Regions from separate parts of the Mus musculus genome. Here all the other regions are linked to region 1. A link is a loop called in an ENCODE intact Hi-C map of the cell type or tissue named here. Cell type or tissue: left cerebral cortex. All regions are shown on one strand.

What was found. Peaks named below come from ENCODE experiments on the same cell type or tissue, not always from the same donor. Only the 100,000 strongest peaks of a DNase experiment are listed, where the experiment ranks them.
Region 2: a loop joins it to region 1, with 3.0 times the contacts of the local background. A loop is called at or near these places in 9 of 42 quality-filtered maps.
Region 3: a loop joins it to region 1, with 2.5 times the contacts of the local background. A loop is called at or near these places in 4 of 42 quality-filtered maps.

Annotation. Positions count from the first base shown.
Region 1 is chr7:30,726,886-30,731,885 of GRCm38, reverse strand. It overlaps Tmem147 (transmembrane protein 147), which reads left to right and starts at 2,352. Exons shown (of 7, transcript NM_027215.2): 1 at 2,352-2,542; 2 at 2,615-2,684; 3 at 3,170-3,229; 4 at 3,318-3,454; 5 at 3,597-3,681; 6 at 3,778-3,899; 7 at 3,983-4,185. The coding sequence starts at 2,466. The coding sequence ends at 4,106. Gapdhs (glyceraldehyde-3-phosphate dehydrogenase, spermatogenic) reads left to right here. Exons shown (of 11, transcript NM_008085.2): 10 at 1,454-1,551; 11 at 1,927-2,107. The coding sequence ends at 1,999. In left cerebral cortex, CTCF peaks have their summits at 2,086 and 2,945; DNase peaks (open chromatin) are centred at 1,276, 1,603 and 2,305; H3K4me3 peaks cover 2,307 bases; H3K27ac peaks cover 972 bases.
Region 2 is chr7:30,648,526-30,653,525 of GRCm38, reverse strand. It overlaps Rbm42 (RNA binding motif protein 42), which reads left to right and starts at 3,298. Exons shown (of 10, transcript NM_133693.2): 1 at 3,298-3,588; 2 at 3,807-3,942. The coding sequence starts at 3,449. In left cerebral cortex, a CTCF peak has its summit at 2,800 (motif pointing left); DNase peaks (open chromatin) are centred at 2,462 and 3,274; H3K4me3 peaks cover 1,561 bases; H3K27ac peaks cover 785 bases.
Region 3 is chr7:30,857,191-30,862,190 of GRCm38, reverse strand. It overlaps Ffar1 (free fatty acid receptor 1), which reads left to right and starts at 721. Exons shown (of 1, transcript NM_194057.3): 1 at 721-1,623. The coding sequence starts at 721. The coding sequence ends at 1,623. In left cerebral cortex, CTCF peaks have their summits at 2,027 (motif pointing right) and 2,735 (motif pointing right); DNase peaks (open chromatin) are centred at 2,033 and 2,741.

The sequences.
Region 1 (5,000 bases):
CCTTGGGGGGGTGCTCTGGGGAGGGACTTGGGAAATCCCACTCACCAGGAAGCTATTCTGCATGGGCCAAGCTGCAGACCAGCTGTCCAGGTGTTTCACACCCAAGGAGTTGCAGGCCAGCCAGGACTACACAATGAGACCCTATCTCAAACACAGCTTTCCCTGCAAGCCTGGGAAAGTGGGCCTTCCTGCCTCGGTGTCTTGACCAGATGTTTCTTTGATCTAACGATGCTGCTTTTCTGCACCATGGTGACTGGAAGTCACTTGTGTAACCCATAGCACATACTGTCCAAGAAAACAGCGAACTAAGAGCTAAAATGGAGCTTTCGCTAATAATTTTATATATTCACCATTGCTCTGTTCAGACACACCAGAAGAGAGGGCATCAGACCCCATTACAGATGGTTGTGAGCCACTGTGTGGTTGATGGGAATTGAACTCGGGACCTCTGGATGAGCACTCAGTGCTCTTAACCACTGAGCCATCTCTCCGGCCCCAGAAGGCTCTTAATACACTCCTGAACAAAAGACAGCAGTTCTCATTTTCTGGATTCACACCCAGGGGCCAGGCCAGGTCAGACACCTTTACTGAACAGACTATCTTAGGTGTGGAGGCACAGGCACTCAGGTGATAGAAGCAGTAGACTTCTATGAATGTGAGGGCAGCCCTCTATATAGTGAGTTCCAGAGCTATATAGCAAACCCTGTATCAAAAAAAAAAAAAAAAAAAAAAAAGTCACCTCCACCTTAGTGAAGTTCCCTGGCATTTGGCTTTTACAGGTCCACTCTCAAATGCCAAGATGTCATTTGAATGGGTCAGATCAAATCAGCCCCAATGCCAACCCACCCCCAACCCCCTGTGTTCCTAAGGGCTACAGCCCCCAAGATCTGTGTCTGTAGCTCCTTCCCTCTGCTCCCAAGACCCAGCCTCGTGCCAGTCATCGCTTCATGTAACGTTTAATGCAACCTCATTAGGGTATTGTGATCTGTATCCTCTTCCCCCGTGTGGGTACATGCAGATGCACGGGGCACATGTACCGGTACACCAGGTACAGGTGATAAACATGTCTTCCTCCATTGCACTCCACTTGTTACCGAGGCAAGATGTAAGGTAGCTTGACAACTAACTAATCTAGCTAGTCATCTTGTTCCAAGGAGCCTCAGTCTGGAGCTGGACTGCTGGGCCTATAAGTGTCCATCAACCGCCCAGCCTCTATATGGATTCTGCGGATCCAAACACAGAAAGCTCACGCTTATGTGACAAGCACTTTTATCCACTGAGCTCCCCTGCTGTGTCCCTGAGACAAAGGTTCCACCTGCCTTGATCACATTCTGTCACCAACACAAAAGGTCTCTGTCCAGTATACCAGATGAGTGACTGACAATGTGGTTTGAGAGTCTGGGTTCCTGGAGATCTTTGCTCGACTACATTTATCTTTGAAATTGTCACGCAGGTGGTCTCCACGGACTTTAACGGCAATCCCCATTCTTCCATCTTTGATGCTAAGGCTGGAATTGCCCTCAATGACAACTTCGTGAAGCTTGTTGCCTGGTAAAGGGGAAAGATGCCAGAGGATAGTGGGGGAGGCTGACAAGAGGGCGAGCGCGCGAGTGCGTACACGTACACACACACACACACACACACACACACACACACACACACACACACACGCCTGGTAAAGGGGAAAGATGCCAGAGGATAGTGGGGGAGGCTGACAAGAGGGCGAGCGCGCGAGTGCGTACACGTACACACACACACACACACACACACACACACACACACACACACACACACACACACACGCCTGGTAAAGGGGATAGATGCCAGAGGATAGTGGGGGAGGCTGACAAGAGGGCGAGCGCGCGAGTGCGTACACGTATACACACACACACACACACACTGACGCCTCCTTCCTCGCCTCCTCAGGTACGACAACGAATATGGCTACAGTAACCGAGTGGTCGACCTCCTCCGCTACATGTTTAGCCGAGAGAAGTAACACAAAAGGCCCCTCCTTGCTCCCCTGCGCACCTCGCGTTCCTGACTTCGGCTTCCACTCAAAGGCGCCGCCACCGGGTCAACAATGAAATAAAAACGAGAATGCGCACAGCTTTGCCCTCTTGTCTCTGCGCCGATCACCTTGCGTTCAGGGCGGGGTTCAAAGTTCTCGGATGAGCGAGAAGAGGTGGCGCTTGGCTCCGAGCCGAGTGGGAGAGGGAAAGCGCTGTCTGAACACAAGGTCTTCAACGGTGTAAGCAAGGCTCTGGAAGTCCCTGCAACACAGCCGGAGCTGGGCGCTCTGACGTCACTGCACGCGACGTACCAGGCCGGACTACAGTTCCCATAAGGCCGCGCGCGGGCCACGGCAAAGCAGGTGGGCGCCAGGCCCCGGTGCCGGCGAGGCCGACTAGAGGAGACGCTGCGCCTGGCGAGTCCCGCATTTGCGGGACCGGGCGGCTGGCGTCATGACCCTGTTCCACTTCGGGAACTGCTTCGCCCTCGCCTACTTTCCCTATTTCATCACGTACAAATGCAGCGGCCTGTGAGTGCAGGGCGGGCGCGGGGTGGAGAGGGTGCGGGACCCGGGCCGACCCCTCACCGCCGGCTTCTTCAGGTCTGAATACAACGCCTTCTGGAAATGCGTCCAGGCCGGGGTCACCTACCTCTTTGTGCAGCTATGCAAGGTGAGGGACTCCCGGACTCCACGTGTCTGGCCTCCAGGCATTCCAGATCTCAGGGGCCTGACTCTGCAGCTGTCACCTTCCATAGGACCACCCTCGAGACAACGCTTAGGGACTATGCCCGAATACCTTAGAAGGGATGCAAGGCCAGAAAGGCCCTGATGCAACTTTTTCTTACAACTGTTGTAAAATGAGAAAACCTCTTAGTGCGATATTTCACCCACAGGGTGTCGCAGGGTGCTGCCTAGGCATTTTTAGACATCAGATTCCCCCGTGAACTTCTAGACTTTTAGAAACCAGGCCACTTGCCCTCTATCTCCCAAGATCACGTGATCTTGCCACTTACACCTAGAATGACCCCTAGAACCCAGCGTCATATCCTCTACTTGCACACTTACTTTCCACAGTATCCACATAGTTTTTTGTTTGTTTGTTTCGGTTTTTAATCTCCCTCACCTTCCAGTGACCTTTCTACTTTCTGATCTCAGATGTTGTTCTTGGCCACTTTCTTCCCCACCTGGGAAGGTGGCATCTATGACTTCATTGGGGTAAGTTGAACAAGGGAAGGGCAAGGAAGAGTGCAGGAGTCGGTTCACCTGGTCCCCGTGTTTACTCGAGCCTCTACCTGACCCACAGGAATTCATGAAGGCCAGTGTGGATGTGGCAGACCTGATAGGCCTAAACCTTGTCATGTCTCGGAATGCAGGCAAGGGGGAGTACAAGATTATGGTTGCTGCCCTGGGCTGGGCCACTGCTGAACTCATTATGTCCCGGTGTGTGGAGCAAACTGGAGCCCAGACTTCCGGGAATGGACAGCTGGGTCCCACAGGGGTGCTGAGGGGAGGTGATCAGAGGCTGGGTGCTGGGGGTGGGGGAGTCTGGGTACTAGAGACTGCCTCCTTTTGCCTTCCTCAGATGCATCCCCCTCTGGGTGGGAGCCCGAGGCATTGAATTTGACTGGAAATATATCCAGATGAGCATTGACTCCAACATCAGTCTGGTATGCAGTCTAGCCCTAGCCTACCTTTATGTTGTTAGCCATACTTCTCCCAAAAACTTGGCTCCAACTTCCCAGTCCCTTCCTGCCTCCCTGCAGGTCCACTACATCGTTGCATCAGCTCAGGTCTGGATGATAACACGCTATGACCTGTACCACACCTTCCGGCCTGCTGTTCTCCTCCTGATGTTCCTTAGTGTCTACAAGGCCTTTGTCATGGAGTGAGCTGGGTGGGGTATGAGGCTGGGTTCAAATGGGGGTGTGTTTTCTCTCTCCTTTTCCTCATTGTGATGTTTCCCCACAGGACCTTCGTCCACCTCTTCTCCTTGGGTAGTTGGACAGCACTGCTCGCCCGGGCAGTAGTAACAGGACTGCTGGCCCTCAGCACCTTGGCCCTGTATGTTGCTGTTGTCAATGTACACTCCTAGCTTGACATCTCAGGTGTTGGCGAACCTTTTCATTTCCTCTCTCCAGATTTCAGTGAAGTAAACAGTGTTTGGAAAGGTTTTTGTTATGTCCATCTCTCTCTCTCAGAAACCGAATCCTCGGACTTAGGTCTCACAGAGTCTGTCTGGCTTCAGAACCAGATAAATAAGCTGGAATGTTGGCCAGTCTTCCTGGTTTCCCCATGAGAACCTGGGGGCTTGGTAATCATTGAACAAGCTAAGGAATGAACACACTAGAGTTCAGGAGGGGGCTTTGGGGTAGAGGGGCATTCTTCCTCAACTTACAGCTTGGTTTGAGCCCTCTTCCATGGTGAGTCTTCCCAAAACTGGTTACCTCCAACTTTGCAACCCCCCATTTCTCCACTCTAGTCCATCCACCATGTAACAGCTAGGGGGCTTCATATAAAACTTGTCTACTACTTAGGTCACCGTCTTCCACTTGCAACTCTCTGTGGAGTTTCCTAGTGAAGGTGACAGTAGGCTGTGCCATTTGCCCTTCATAATTTGGAGCTGCTCCTCTGAACGATTTCCCTAGTCAAATTCCTGCCATCGTTCAAGCCACAAGGCCACTCGGAAGAGTTCCTCGGTTCTGAGCTTCTGCATGCTTCAACTAGTCTTGCAGCCTTCAGATTAAATCCTGGCCTAAGTCTCTCAGTATGTGTGTGGGGGTTGGGGGATGGGAGATTCTAGGTCAGCTAGTCAAATAGCTGTAGTTGAGCCTACCAACTTAGATACTGTCCTGGATGCTTACTCCACCACTGTGGTTGTGCCCTTCTTTGTTCCACTAGGCTAGGCTTTTGCCCTATCCACTCCCTGAGAAGGATGTGTCAGATCCAAGACCTTGATGGAAAGCCTACTGTCTTAGGGCACTTCTCA
Region 2 (5,000 bases), 78 kb after region 1:
CAATGGACCAAAGCCCCTGCCTTCAGGGAACTAGTGGCCTAGGAGAGTGAGGTAGCCAGCTGGCACGGAGGATGACTTAAGTACAGCGGAACTTAATTGCCATGGGTACATTAAGCAGGGTAAGGATGTGGGAGGGAGACTTTGCGAGCAGAGCTTTGCTGGCAAGGTGATCAGGGAGCACAGTAGCACAGTGCCTTGCCAGAATAGAGTCCTGTGTAGGGGCAGGTCAAGAGATGGCAGTGTCCTCTAAGGTTCTGTTTTCTTAGTCTGTGACTGGAGCCCAGGCTGGCCTTCAACTCATGAGCTTTCTGCCTCCACCACCCCTACTTAAGTGTTTGTATTACGAGATCGCCTTGATTCCTTTTCAAAAGCTTCAACAAAATAATGAAAGCAACATATGAGAGGTTTATTTTTGCTCACATTTAGAGACTACAGTGTGTCCTGGCAGGGAAGGCACAGTAGCTCTGTGGTGGTAGGAGCGGAAGGTGTTGCTTTTTCATATCCGCATCTGGACTATATCTGAAGATACGGAGTAGAAACCAAAATAAATACAGTGTTCAGGACTGGCTGCCAGCAACTCCCTCCCAGCCAGACACCACGTCGCAAAGGCTCACGTACCTCACAAAACAGCACCACCATTTGGGGACCAAGTGTCCAAACATGAACCTGCGTGGGCTGTTTCAGACTCCAACATTGGTCTTAAAATTTGTACAGTTTTTATTTTTTATGTTTAAATCGGAGCTATTTGTAGTTTGTCCCAGGAGTATGTCTCAGGGTTTTACTGCTGTGAACAGACACGGTGACCAAGGCAGCTCTTATAAGGACAATGTTTAATTGGACTGGCTTACAGATTCAGAGGTTCGGTCCATTATCATCAAAGTGGGAGCATGGCAGCACCCAGGCAGGCATGGTGCAAGTAGAGCTGAGAGTTCTAGATCTTCATTTGAAAGCTGCTAGAAGACTGGCTTCCTGGCAGCTAGGATAAGGGTCTTAAAGCCCACAGTGACACACCTACTCCAAGGCCACACCTACTCCAACAAGGCCATGCCTCCTAATAGTGCTACTATTCATACTACCATATTCCACTCCCAGGTCCTCATAGGCTTGTTCAAACATATGAGTCTATGGGGGCCATACCTAAACATAGCATAATGCAAAACACAGTTAGTCCAACTTCAAAAGCCCCCATAGTCTATAGCAGTCCCAACAATGTTAAAAGTTCAAAGTCCCTTCTGAGATTTATCCAGTCACTTAAGTGTAATCCCCAAAGCAAGACAGGAAACCAGCTGGGCAAACTCCAAACGCTGCATTTCCATGGCTAATGTCAAAGCAGTCTGCAGATCCCCAATTCCTTTTTCATCTTTGTTGACTGCCACAAACTTCTTTCTCATGGGTTGGATCCACTCCCTGTTAGCAGCTTTCCTCAGCATATATCCCACAGCTCTGGCATCTTGAATGTCTTGGGATCTCCAACGCAACTTCAGTGTTACAGCTTCTTGTTCCAGTGTCTGGGATCCACACATGATCTGGGCTCCTCCAAAAGGCTTGAGTCACATCTCCAGCTCTCCCCTCTGTAGCACTCTAGGCTCTGGTTGACTCCACTCCACTGCCACTGCCATTCTTGATAATCATCTCACAGTAATGGCATCTCCAATACACTGGGGTCTTTGACTGCAACTAGGCTTCATTCATAGGCTCTCTTCATGGTGCTGAGCCAAGTCCTGCTGCAACAAGAGGTACAACCTTGGCTGTCTCTGGAACACAGCTTCTTTGTGCCCTCAGAAAAATACTTCCCAGAAGATTTCACCTCACTGATGCTGGTCTTTTATATATATATGTACATATATATATATGATTTATTTATTTTATGTGTATGAGTGCATAATAGCTGTCTTCAGATCCGGGTGGTGGTGGCGCACGCCTTTAATCCCAGAACTTGGGAGGCAGAGGCCAGCCTGGTCTACAAAGTGAGTTCCAGGACAGCCAGGGCTACACAGAGAAACCCTGTCTCAAAAAACCAAAAGAAAAAAAAAAAAAAAAACTGTCTTCAGACACACCAGAAGAGGGCATTAGATCCCATTACAGATGGTTGGGAGTCACCATGTGGTTGCTGAGAATTGAACCCAGGTCCTCTGGAAGAGCATCTGGTACTCTTAACCGCTGAGCCATCTCTACAGCCCCAGATGCTGGTCTCTTTTGTTTGTTTGTTTGTTTGTTTTTTTCCAAGACAGGGTTTCTCTGTGTAGCCCTGGCTGTCCTGGAACTCACTCTGTAGACCAGGCTGGCCTCGAACTCAGAAATCCACCTGCCTCTGCCTCCCGAGTGCTGGGATTAAAGGCGTGCGCCACCACACCCGGCTCAGCTGGTCTCTTCTTAATCACCGCTAATTTCTTAGCTCCAGCTAACCAGCATCAATTGTCCCAGTAGTCTCTTCTCTTTTTCACTCTAAAGCCAGAGCCACATGCTGGAACATCACCCCACCCCCAACCCCATTCTATTACCAGCTTTCTGTTTTCCACCTCCCTCATTGCCTAAGCTTGGCTGTCCTGGAACTTGCTCTGTAGATTGACCTTAAATCCAGAGATCTGCATGGCTATCTCCTAAATTATGGGATTAAAGACATGTACCTCCACACTTCTCTCTAGATATCTCTAGTATAAAAGCCAATATTTGGGGGGCTGGAGAGATGGCTCAGCAGTTAAGAGCACTGACTGCTCTTCCAGAGGTCCTGAGTTCAATTCCCAGCAACAACATGGTGGCTTACAACCATCTGTAATGGGATCTGACACCCTCTTCTGGTGTGTCTGACAGCTACAGTGTAGTTAGATATAATAATAAATAAATCTTTTTTAAAAGCCAATATTTTGTTCTGTATCCATAATCCCAGCACTTGAAAGCCTATGTCAACCTAGGAAGTTCCATACCTGGGCTCAAAACCAAACCAAACCCCAAAATGAAAAAAAGAAAACCATGGAGGTAGTCAGTAAAATTAAATTTTATTCAAAAAAAGAATAATGAACTGACCCCTGGCAGTGTATCTGTCCACCGAGTGCAAAAGACTCCTACCCTGGCTTTGCAGTGTTTACAAACTTCTGGAAGGACCTCCGAACTTCCGTGCCTCCTCAAAGTTCCGGCTTCCACAGCGGGGTGGGTCAAAGTGACGTTGCTTCGCTCTCATTCGCCCACCTTTCTCTACGAGGGCGGGGCCTATCCGTACAGCCGCGTCTGTCAGATTAGAGGCCCTTCCGGGGCCCTGACTTTCCGACACTCTAATTGGCTTTTGCTCGCTCTGGGGGTGTGGCCAAGTCTCAGCCCCTGTTCTTAAACTACGTCCTCACGCAGCGCATCCGTCGCGGTAGTCCATACGTCATCGGCCGGCTCCCACCCTGAGACGACAGGGACTCGACCGTAGAACCCGCTGCGGCTGCTGGAAGGAGCGGTGAAGGCTATGGCATCAGCGATGGCCGGAGCAGGGCCGGCTCCGGGACTCCCGGTGGCGGGAGGGCCGGTGGTCCCGGGGCCTGGTGTCGGCATCCCGGGCAAGAGCGGCGAGGAACGCTTGAAAGAAATGGAGGCGGAGATGGCCCTGTAAGGCCCTGAGTAGGAGAAATAAAAGCTGTTCCCGGGCAAACCCAATTAACCCTGTAGCCTCCAGGTCTTCAGAAGGTTGAGATGTGGTTCCATAAGGGGCCGTGGGACCCGAGGGATGCGGGGAGGCATTAGCTGGGATGAAGGCGCGGTGGAGAAGTACCCAGCACCTCAGGCTTGGTGAGACCTGACCTATGGTATCTGTCCCGCTCCCCCAGGTTTGAGCAAGAAGTATTGGGAGCTCCGGTGACCGGAATCCCAACTGCTGTGCCTGCGGTGCCCACGGTAGAAGCGATGCAGGTCCCCCCAGCTCCTGTGATCCGCCCAATTATCGCCACCAACACATACCAACAGGTAAGGTGAGAGCTACAGCTTGAGTCGGGAGAACAGAATGGTTTGGTCCCAATAAGGGCTTATCTATGGACAGCGATTGATGTTTTGGCTGGCATGACCACTTAAGTGCCAGGGACTCAGGATGCAAGACAGTATATTTAATCCATTGGAAACTAATATTCTACAGTGCCTGTCCGGTAGAACTTTCTGCAGTGTTAGATTATTCTATATAAACATCTCTTGAGCCAGGCATGGTGGCGCACACCTTTAATCCCAGCACTCGGGAGGCAGAGGCAGGTGGATTTCTGAGTTCGAGGCCAGTCTGGTCTACAGAGTGAGTTCCAGGACAGCCAGGGCTATACAGAGAAACCCTGTCTCGAAAAACAAACAAAAAAAAAAATCTCTTGAAAGTTTTTATTCACAGATTTGGGGTGTAGTTCAGTGGTAGAGCACTTAGCCTGGCAGAGTCCTATTTTCTAAGCCCACTACCACCACAAAAAAACCAAAACAATATTAAAATGTATATCTGTGTTGTCATTCCCAAGACTCATGGATAATATTCCAGGTGCTTAATAGTCAGCTGTAAGAAAGAAGCCGAGGAAAGAAGGAAACAGGGGGGAACTATTTAGAGGAACACCAGCAGAGAAAACGTGTTTATTCTGTTCACAGTTATTAGGTGGGCTGGGATGCAGCTTAGTAATAATCTCATGCCTGGCATGTCAAAGCCGTGGGTTCAATCCCTTGCATTGTGGAGGGAACAAAAAAGATCAAAGGCACTCTTGTGCCTTCTCAGCACTAGGCACTGTTCTAAGCAAGGGGTGTATAGGAGAAAACAAAACAGAAAAGTTCCCGTTGTTTCTTTGACCTTACAAAGTGGTAAGAGTTTTATTAGCAGTCAGGGAAGGCCTTTTTGATCTGGTATTAGTAAAGCAAAGATATAAATGAGATGACTGAACCATGCAGATGTCTGGAGTGATGTTATCCCAGGCAAAAAGTTGTCCATGCAAAGACTGAGACAGCATTGTCTTGTTCATGCAACAGCAGAGAGGTCAGTGGCTAGAGAGGAGCAAACAAAAGGG
Region 3 (5,000 bases), 130 kb before region 1:
CTAGCTGGCTACAACTTGCTCTGTTGACCAGGCTGGCCTCAAACTCACAGACATCTTCTTGTTTCTGTCTTCTGAGTGCTGAAATTAAAGGTGTGCACCACCACTCCGGGCTTTCTCTCTTAAAACCAAAAACAACTGTATATGTGTGTGCAGTTATGGTGACTGTGAGTGACTGATGTGGGTGCCAGGATCCGAACTCAGGTCTCCTGGAAGAGCAGCAAGCTCTCTCTAACTGCCGAGTCATCCCTCAAGGCAGCCCCTGATTTCTCTGGTGAGGGTTCTTTCCTTTTGAAGGGGTACAGAAACTCTGGTCACAGAGTAAGGGACAAGCAGTGAACTCGGGGTCTCTGTCGCCCCATACAGCCTGGTTCTGACTTCCCTCTGCTCCTTATTCCCCAGAGTCTCTGGGATCAGACATCGTTGCCTTGGTTCTGGAACCTTCTTTCTCTTCCTGTTACACCCAGTCGTTATCTTCATCCTAAGAGCGGTACTGTGGAGGAGCAGCTGGGGACTGAAAGCTTGGAATCCTTGATGCTGACCCGAGTTCGGTTGCTCTCCGGCGGCCATTTCCTTCTGTGGGCCTTGGCATCCTCAGTGACTCTAGGACTGGCTTCTGGTGCTCTGGGCAGGAGGAACGCCAGTTGTGACATTCTTTTCTCTGCAGATGAGCTGAGTACAGTGAACAGGAGGAACAGTGGCGACCAGCACCCACTCGGCCTCATGGACCTGCCCCCACAGCTCTCCTTCGCTCTCTATGTATCTGCCTTTGCGCTGGGCTTTCCATTGAACTTGTTAGCCATCCGAGGCGCAGTGTCCCACGCTAAACTGCGACTCACTCCCAGCTTGGTCTACACTCTCCATCTGGGCTGCTCTGATCTCCTACTGGCCATCACTCTGCCCCTGAAGGCTGTGGAGGCCCTGGCTTCTGGAGCCTGGCCCCTGCCGCTCCCCTTCTGCCCAGTCTTTGCCTTGGCCCACTTTGCTCCCCTCTACGCAGGCGGAGGCTTCCTAGCTGCTCTCAGCGCTGGCCGCTACCTGGGGGCTGCCTTCCCCTTCGGGTACCAAGCCATCCGGAGGCCCCGCTATTCCTGGGGTGTGTGTGTGGCTATATGGGCCCTTGTCCTCTGCCACCTGGGGCTGGCCCTTGGCTTGGAGACTTCCGGAAGCTGGCTGGACAACAGTACCAGTTCCCTGGGCATCAACATACCCGTGAATGGCTCCCCGGTCTGCCTGGAAGCCTGGGATCCCGACTCTGCCCGCCCTGCCCGTCTCAGTTTCTCCATTCTGCTCTTCTTTCTGCCCTTGGTCATCACTGCCTTCTGCTATGTGGGCTGCCTCCGGGCCCTGGTGCGCTCAGGCCTGAGCCACAAACGGAAGCTCAGGGCAGCTTGGGTGGCCGGAGGCGCTCTCCTCACACTCCTGCTCTGCCTGGGGCCCTATAATGCCTCCAATGTGGCTAGTTTCATAAACCCGGACCTAGGAGGCTCCTGGAGGAAGTTAGGACTCATCACAGGGGCCTGGAGTGTGGTACTCAACCCACTGGTCACTGGCTACTTGGGAACAGGTCCTGGACGGGGAACAATATGTGTGACGAGGACTCAAAGAGGAACAATTCAGAAGTAGCAGCCACCTCTGGGGGCAAGGGGCACTGCGTGGAATTGGATGACTCTGACTCTGCCAGGCTCCCAAGAGGGCAGATCCACCACAACTCAGGAGGCCTGGCCCAAAGCCATCGCAGAAACCACTCATGGGAAGGGTTCCACCTGGAGAGGACAGCGTCCTTGTACGAAGAAAGTGGAGGGCAAGTGCTGGACAACAAGAGACAGTACGTCTGCCTTACACACCTCAGCCTGCTCCCAACTGCTTCTGGCCTGTATTGTCCTAACTGCCTGCCGTAGGCGGTGCGCAGTCCTCTCCTGGGGGTGACGGGAAGCTCAGTTCTGATCTGGAGGAATACCACCATCATGACCCAGTTTTGGAGTGTTTCCCTGAGATAAGAACATTTTCATGTCTGAAGAAAAGAGGCAGCATCATGGCCCTGCCATACCACGCTGAATCCACTAGGGGACAGCACTGAACGTTCAGCTTCAGCGAACCGGGGATAGGGGGTGGGGTGGAGGTGGGAGGAGGGGGCGGGGGTGGTAGGAGGAACTGGCTTGAAACAGGGAAAGAAAGGGCTTTGCCGGCCTGAGCTCCATCAGAGGCAACTGCGGAGAGGAGTAGGTAGTTGCCGGTACCACTCAGAGTCTCATCCTTCAGGGTGTCTCATTTCATCGTCAAACAACCCTTCTGTGTAGCACCCCTCCCTCTTCGTGCGTGTGTGTGTGTGTGTGTGTGTGTGTGTGTGTGTGTGTGTGTGTGTGTGTGTTATTGGAGATAGAGTCCAGAGCCCTAGGCAAGTGCTCAATGCAGCCACTGACTTTATTCTTTATTCAGCAGCCCTGATCTTTATCCAGGTACTTCACCACCACCACTCCATACATACCACACACACACACACACACACACACACACACACACACACACACACACATGTGCACCATACACATTTGTTCTAGCAGACAAGAGTTTAGGTGTGGTCTTGAACTCCTGAGCCCAAGTGATTCTTCTGCCTCAGCATCCAGACAACCTGAGACTGTTGGCACAGGACACAGTCCCCCCATCTCACTAAAACTGTTGATTTCAGCCAGGTGCCCAAATGGGCAGGTTGTGAGCCAGACTCAGTGCCCAGCAGGGGGAGCCAACACCCATGCCATTCTGTAGCATGTTTGCTTGTCCAGGGAGCATCTTTTCAGATTTGAGCTGACACCACACACTCCTTCAGCTAACTGCTCTGGGGTGCAAAGCAGTACTCCCAGACAAGGGATGCCTTCCCCCAAATACAGTGTGAATTAGCTATGGTGCTGACCACCTTCGTTTTGGAGATGGTAGGAAGCTTTCTTGATGTCCTATAGCATAGATGAGCTGGAATGTGGTTCTTCCAAGTAGGACCCCTAAGGCTTAATGGACATGTAGAAAAACTAGTGGTGTCAGCTATATTGGTCATCATTTGGAGAAGGAGGAGAAGCACACCCCAGCCCATGAAAGGGAGGCCAGAGGAGAGTGGCCATGAAGGAGACAGACACTTGGGCATCTCCGGGGAGGCCAGGTATCAGAATCAAGTTTGTTCTTCTCATGAGAATAAAGCCTTTAATGATGATTAACAGAAGAGTAGCCAGAGCACCTGAACTGGTTCATACAAATTATTCCTTTGGGCAAGTGGACCTCTGTGAGGTCAAAGCCATCCTGGTCTACTTGGTGAGTTCTAGGACAGCCAGGACTACATAGTGAGACCCTGTCTCAAAAACAAAAACAAAACAAAACAAAACAAAACAACACAAGAAAGAAAGAAAGAAAGAAAGAAAGAAAGAAAGAAAGAAAGAAAGAAAGAAAGAAAGAAAGAAGGAAAAAAAAAACGACCTCTTTGAGGCTTTAAATTCATTTGAATGTAGGGTTTTTGAGCAGTAGATCCACAGCACTTAGGAAACAGAGCAACACATAGTAGGCATTCTGCAATCAGCATGTAGTAGGTGCTCAGCAGTTCTGTGTTGCTTATTTGGTATTCTGTAGAGAGCAGGACTGTAGTAATGGCTGGGGTGACTATTTAACATATCAAGGCAGATGCTGGCCAGCTCTCCCAGCATCCCTCTGTACCTGTGACTCCTCTAGCACTTCTCGGCCTGCCCCTACCCTAACCTCCCAGGGCCTGGGCTTCCCTTCCCCTAGCCTGATCCCTATATAGCTCAGCCACCTGGCTACACCAGTCTTTTGGCCTCTTGACTGGATCCTCTTTGACAGGGGCTCTTCTCTTGCTCCCCTCCCGCTCTCTCCTCTCACTGTCCAGTTTAGTCCGCTGGCCACCGTCAGCCTGGACTCTCTCTTCCCTCTGTCTGCTTTCTCCCTTTTATCTACAGTAAAAATCTTCTTCCTCCTTTAGAGTAGTCATGTCCTCCTTCTTTAAGTTCATGTTTGCATTCACCATGAAAGCCAGAAGTAATAGACATGGCCCCTGGGCAGTGAGGGCACCAGAGACTCTTGGTAAAAGGTTGGGGCACCTGCTGGGGTGGAGCCACTGCCCCCAGTTACCTGGCCTTCCTCCCACTTGGGGGACAATCCACTTCCTTCCTGGGGCCCATGAGAGCAGAGTGATTCACTCAGGCTTCCTCTGCTGAGTGGAGCCAACCCACTTCCAACTAGATCTCTTGATATCCAACTCCCCCAGGAGACAGAGCCTCCTTTTAGCATCTACATCTTTATTATTTAGTCATTCACTTAATGCAAGCCCCAAAGCAATAAAGACTGCTTGGCTCACAGTAGCACCTTTAACAACGTCAGGAAATTTATCCATGCTAAGTATACAACCAATCTTTAAAAATAAATTTGCAAATATGTACTCTATTTTCACAGCCCCAGAAAAATCCCTTCTGTTTCTTACACCATTATCTCTCTATCTCCCAATTACTAATCTACTTTCTGTTTTAAAATATTTTCCTATTCTGGACATTTCATGCAAATGAAACTGTGTGAGACAGAGCCTGCTATGCCTAGCTTGCTTCACTTAGCACACATTTTAGGGTTCATCCATGTGGTGTGCTTGGGTAGTTCACCCCTGATTATGCCATTATCCCGATGCATCTGTCTGTTGAGGGGTCATTTCCGCCTGTGAGCCAAGGTCACTAGGTCTGGGATGAGGATGACGCATGAGCCAGTGTTTGAGAATGTGCGCGTGTTCAAGCCTCTTCAATAAATATTCATAGCAGAATTATTGGTATTGTGTAAATGTATGTTCAACTTTTTAGTTGAACCGAATTGATTTCCAAAGTGCTATCCCATGGTGCGTTCCCCTCAGCCATCAACAAACACTGCGCTGTCCCTCCATCTTTGCCGGAACTTGGTTCCGACTAGTGTTCTGCTGACAGCCATTCTGGTGTGCGCTTGTTGGTTTGGTGCTCTGTTCCATA